2 separate regions of the Homo sapiens genome follow, and region 2 is linked to region 1. The links are chromatin contacts, found by Hi-C in ENCODE. All regions are on one chromosome and are shown on one strand. The core of a region is the stretch at or near the end of the contact, and the rest is flanking DNA. Distances in the headings are between cores, read along the strand shown.

What was found. A loop is a pair of places that touch in the nucleus more often than their neighbours do. Pooled maps may share reads with other maps.
Region 2: a loop to region 1 is called in a map of B cell, with 22 times the contacts of the local background. The contact joins the promoter of ATP1B1 here to the promoter of PRRC2C in region 1. A Hi-C loop is called at or near these places in 2 of 168 maps with a recorded cell type or tissue (B cell and OCI-LY7) and 8 of 50 pooled maps.

The regions. Positions count from the first base shown.
Region 1 is chr1:171,484,255-171,487,351 of GRCh38, forward strand. PRRC2C (proline rich coiled-coil 2C) reads left to right here and starts at 1,276. Exons shown (of 35, transcript NM_001387844.1): 1 at 1,276-1,481. RefSeq lists enhancers at 865-1,174, 1,081-1,829.
Region 2 is chr1:169,105,356-169,108,069 of GRCh38, forward strand. ATP1B1 (ATPase Na+/K+ transporting subunit beta 1) reads left to right here and starts at 1,335. Exons shown (of 6, transcript NM_001677.4): 1 at 1,335-1,571. The coding sequence starts at 1,475. RefSeq lists enhancers at 1-325, 816-1,110, 899-1,471, 1,472-2,044 and a silencer at 383-1,302.

The DNA.
Region 1 (3,097 bases), core at 26-2,525:
AAAGATGTTTCTGTGACCAGGACACTATAGACCAGATCCTAGAAGGTTGTAGAAATTCACTAAAGTAATGCTTCCTTGTCCTCTTGTGGATGATCAGTAGGCTTTCCCCTGGCAATGACCCTATATCAATAAAAAAACTTTTTCTTTTCTTCTTTTCTATTTTTTCGAGAAAGAGTCTCGCTGCAGCCTCAACCTCCTGTGCTCAAGTGATCCTTTTGCCTCCAGCCTCCCAGGTAGCTAGGACTATAAGCATGTGCCACTATGCCTAGCTAGCTTTTTTTCTTTTTAATTTTTTTGCAGAGGTAGGGTCTCACTATGTTGCCCAGATTGGTCTTGAACTCCTGGTCTCAAGCAATCCTTTTGCCTTGACCTACCAAAGTATTAGTATTACAGGCATGAGCCACCAAGCAAGTCCAGACTTTTCTACTTCAAATTAATATTAGTGGGGAGGGAGGTGTTCATAATTTACCTCTCTTTATTATTTCATTTATTCTAACATTGCTACAGTGACAATTCCATGGACATACACCAGCTACTGGCGGGGAAGATCGTTCAGACCAGAAGTGGTAAGAAATCCTTGAATTTTAAATATGTCATAGGTAGTTCACAAAGAGGACAAAAGATACCATTTACTAAACATTCGCCATCTGTTCTGACATAATATTATCATCATTGTAGTCTCCCACTTCCAGATACACTCATCTGCCTATGTTACACTTGCCTAGTAAAAGCCAGCATGGGTGAATCTTACTATTCAACGGAGCTGAACACTGTGATGGAGAGATCATATAAATAAACTGAATGGCTTATCTCACATCCATAATTAGAAACTTAAAAAGTGCTCTCAGCAGCCCATGCTACTCTGTTCCTCACACTAGTTTTACTTTCACTCTCTGTGATAACTTTTCAATACACCAAGACTTCTCAGCTTGCCCCAAATTCACTGAGACATACTGGCGAACTGCTGGTTCAACCATTTACACATCCACCCACCAGACATAAGAGTGCTCATTTCACTGAGGCTTATTATCAACTTGTAAACGTGGTCAATTCAAGACTTCTTAGAAAGGTCTCAGGTCCAAGCTTTGTCCTGAAAAGATAATTCTGATTGCAGAAACTCCCTCCGTCCAGCAGGAAGCGCCAGCACCCTCTGTCGGGGTTGGGCCGCCACGGAGGCTTCACGTGATCCGGCCGTCTCTGCGCAGGAGTGTGGTCTTGCGGAGATTTGACCTACGTACTTAGCGTCATGACGTAGTACGTAGGGGCTGGCTAGCCGCCATCTTGCTTCTTTTTCTCGCTCGCTCGCTCCCCCTCGGAAAGCTGCGAAAGTGCTTTGGCGGTTTGTCCATCCGCAGCTTCGGCTTTTCCAGTCTGGTGGCCCTTCCGGCCACCCCTTTAACCCCAGCTTTCCCTCCCCCTTCTTTCGATCAGAGATCGGCGGAGACCCTCGAAGTGCGCAAACTTGACACTCACCCTGACCGGTAAGGAAAGCGAGGGTGTGGGGGCCGCGATCAAAGAGGGCCCCATCGGGAACGGCCAGAGTGCGGCCTGGGGCGTGGGAGCGCACCCAGACCCTGGCGCCCGGAGGCTAGGGGGCCGCGTGGAGAGGGCCTTGGGTCCGGGCATTTCCCTTCTGTTTGGTTACCATCATCTCTGTGTCTGGGGAAGTCGGCCTCCAGCTTGGGGAGCGGGAAACCGGAGTCAGACCCGCCCCATGTGGTCTGCAGCGGGAGTTCTGGACCGGTCTGTCTTGCTCCCACCTAGACCCCAGTCCTGGCCCTGCGAGGGGATTACGCATGTTGCCGGGTAAGCGAAGGGGGTTTCCGTCTTCCTGGACTGGCGGACGTGAAGTCTTTTTTTTTTTTTTTTTTTTTTAGTGTCGGGTATGCGTTTCCCCAAACAACTGAAGGACTCAGCCGGGGCTTTCACTGTCTACCTCTTCCTGTGTAGTGAGGGTGGGACTTGCAATGAGCAATGTATGGGAGGGTCTGGTTTAAAGACCTGGTTAGATGAGAGGCTCTTCGGGGAATCAAGACCAACCCTACTTCCGCTAGGGAAGTGCTGCCCAACTCCGGAGGAGGATTTGGGTAGTCTTTTCACACTCTAGGCCGCTCCATCCTCTAACTTGCGTGGTGAATCTCGGTAGCTCCCTGTCTTTGAGATAGCGTTGATATTGGTGGTGTCAGGGTAAAGGCCCCGTTTTAGGACTGAAGAAAAGGGCATGGGGCCACTATAGAGACATTGATAGAGTCTTCCTTCCTTTGCATGAGAGGAGTACCTTTAATTTAAAGGGATGTATGTGTGTTTTGACATTATTTGGGATCTTTTGAGGGTCTGACATGCCTGATGTTTGCTGGCTTATAAAGCTACCTGGATTTCCGCATTGGCTGGTTTTCAGCCTGGGTTCATAGATTCATACCTCGTTAGAGTACTTAGAATTGTACAGTAGGCGGCTCTGCTGTAAGATTTTCATTTGGAATGCACCAGAAGAATCGGAGGATTTTTTGATTGTTGAGTACTTAATAGCTTACTCCTGCAAATAAAAATAATAGGGTGATACTAAGCACCTACCAAGCCTAACCCCACCATTTTTCAAAACTAGATTTCACCTCCCATATTGGTAATTAAGATGCTGCTTTGACTGGAGCCATTTTTAGGTGTGTGTCACAGATGCACTGCAGCATCTTTTCTGGCTCACCCCAAATGCATTGATCCCCTAAAAAATTAGGAATAAATTGAACTTGAATTTTGTCTTTAGCATGTAGTCAAATAGTAATTCTCTCCTTTTCTGTAAGTGGATTTTCAGAATATAGCCTTTTTAAGTGATTGTGTTTGCTCTGCTTAGCTTATGTGTGGCTGTTCTCCATTAGGTGACCTTTTGCTATACACTGAGCACAGTAATAAGTCCTTTTCATACATTTTTTTTTTAATCTCCACAACAGACCTTTGAGAAAAGTGCTATTAAGATCATCCCCATTTTACAGATGAGGAAATGAAATCTGAGAGAGTAGTCTGACCAAGGTCACATAGCAGTTATTGGTGGTATTGTGTAGGTTCAATTCCATACTGTCTGAACCCAAAGGGGATGCTCTAAACC
Region 2 (2,714 bases), core at 85-2,584, 2.4 Mb before region 1:
CTTTCCAGCAACAGCGGACAAAGAGTGGGAAGGGGTACTCTATGCCCCAGGTCTGCAACATCTTGCCCTATGCGCTAGGTTTTCCCAAAGGTCCTTTGGCTCCAAGAATTTTACAGCAGAACAAAGGGATCGATACCCCCAAGGGGGCATAAAAGCATGCCAATGAGAATACCCGCCGCCGACCGGGCACCAAGAAAGTCCTCGGTGGCTGGGTCACGTGCAGATATTGTTGCCTGGGGTCTAGACTGGCCTGAGTCTCAATTGGTTTCTACGGGACAACTCACTGCGGGCTACCGCCCTGGGTGGGTTTGGCAATTGTCCTGCTCGAGGTGGTTCAGGCCGCCCACAAGGGGCACAGCCGGGCAGTCAGGAACCGGGGCTGCCGGCTGGGCTGGCCTGCAAAGAAGAGGGAAGGGCCGGAACTGCAACCGCAGTGGCGGGGAGTGCGAGGGGGCGGCAGGTGCAGGAGCGGGAGGCGGGGCGGAGCTGGGCAGAGTCCTCGCCAGTCCGGCGTCCCGGAGTGACCTTCCCCCACCCCGCCAGCGCCCAGGAGGGGTGGACCCACAGCCCAGGGAGGCCGAAAGCGCGGGCGGGCAGGCAGAGGCGTGGAGGCTGGGCCAGGACTGCCGGGCTGGGGTCCTCGAGGCTCCGGGCGACCCAGGTGCGGATCCCCCAGCCACGGAAGGGGCGGTTCACGCCCAGCCGGGAGCTGGGAGGGGGCTGCGCGGCGCTGCCTGCGCGTCCCTCACCGCCGCCCCCGCCTCCTCCTCGCCCCGCGCCCAACGCCCCGCGCCCAGCGATCCAAGCGGCCCCTCTAGCCCCGGCGGCTCCTTTGTGCCGGCCCCGAACCCGCCCTCTCGGGCCGAGTCCCTGCCCCTGGCGCCGGCGATTGGCCACCGGGCCGCTAGAGGGCGGGGCGCACGGCCGCCGGGGCGCGGTATATAGTAAAGGTAGGGCGGGCGCAGCCAATTCCTCGGCTCCTGGCGGGAGTGCCGGTGGCGCCCCGCAGTCCGCTTGTCCGTCCTTCCCTCTCTGACTCTCCTACCCCGGGCCTGTCTCTGCAGAGGTCAGGGGAGGCGGGGGCCCAGCACACGTCCCCAGTGGCAGCGGGAGCGGCAGCTACGGGTTCGCGGAGCCCCCGACCCCCCAAGGGCTAGAGGAGCGCTCGGCGGACCAAAGAAAGCCCGCGAGCGGCTGCGCGCCCACCAATAGGTGCGGGGCTCGGAGCCGCGCAGCCTGCGCCGTCCCTCCCTCCGCCCCCGCCCCGCCGCCGCCGCCGCCGCCGCCTCCCCCTCCTCCTGCTCCTGCCTTGGCTCCTCCGCCGCGCGTCTCGCACTCCGAGAGCCGCAGCGGCAGCGGCGCGTCCTGCCTGCAGAGAGCCAGGCCGGAGAAGCCGAGCGGCGCAGAGGACGCCAGGGCGCGCGCCGCAGCCACCCACCCTCCGGACCGCGGCAGCTGCTGACCCGCCATCGCCATGGCCCGCGGGAAAGCCAAGGAGGAGGGCAGCTGGAAGAAATTCATCTGGAACTCAGAGAAGAAGGAGTTTCTGGGCAGGACCGGTGGCAGTTGGTGTAAGTACGGGGTCCGCAGCTCCCGGCCGCCGCGTCTGATCTTTCCCGGGCGGCGCATCCCCTGCGCAGGGTCCGCGGCCGGTTCCGCACCCACCGCGCTGGCCGGGGTGGCGGGGGCGAGGGTGGTGGACGCTGCTGGGTCGCGCCGGCCTGGGCTTGCAGTCCTGTGCGGAATGCGGTGTCCCCAGAGTGGGGCGCAGGGTCGGGGCTGGAACACGACAGGCGGAAGGTTATGCATATCGTAGCGATCTTGGCTTGGTAATTTGCAGTCTTTCCTACCGTGCATCGGTTGAGCCTTTTACTCCTGGGAATAGTCAGGCTCTGCGAGACTACATTTGTCTCTCCCGTGTCCTGAGTCCTTAAAAAAAAAATGAGATCTGGGGTCTTGAGAGAACCTCGTGAGGTGATGGGATCTAATGCAGACGAGGTTGTGTGTTACAGCATCTTTCTTCTAGTCTAAATACGTATCTCAAAAGAGAGGAAAGAGAAGGGTGGAGAGGAATCCATCCACACTGTAGTATTTCACAGCGATGGCTAAGGATTTCCCTCCATGACCTCCCCTGGAGTCATCACCACCCAGAAATGGTTCAATAAGCTCCATTTCAGGACTCCGATTCTTAGCTTTGGCCCGAAACCTGGCAAAGTCTGGTTGTTTTCAAGGTCTACACAGACAGTTGTGGATCAGTCAGTAGGTTGGGTTGATTATGGTGAAGGGAATATAAACGCAGAGCAGCTGATCTTAAAATATTTTGTGCAGCCTGTTGCTTGGTTGGATAGACTTTTTTCCATCGAAAATTAGATTTCTTGTTTTCAGCCTCTCCGGAAAGGTGACTTTTTTTTTTTTAAAAAAAAGGTCATTTTGAAGGGCAGAGTTGTAGGCGAATCTATGAGTCGTGACTGCGTGAGGGAAGGAGGGAGGGAACTCCCCCTGCTGCATCACTGCCCCCTCCTCCTCCAACATCATCATCATCATCATCATCATCATGACCATCACCACCAACACCACTGGCACCACCACTGCAGTCATTCAGGGAGTCCTGAACAGAGGCCGATTGGTGTTCCTGCTTGGGAGGATCTGTGGGAATCGGCAGGAGAATGAGTCAGGGAAATAGTGCTTAGCTGACATTTTGAAATGGAAGAAGC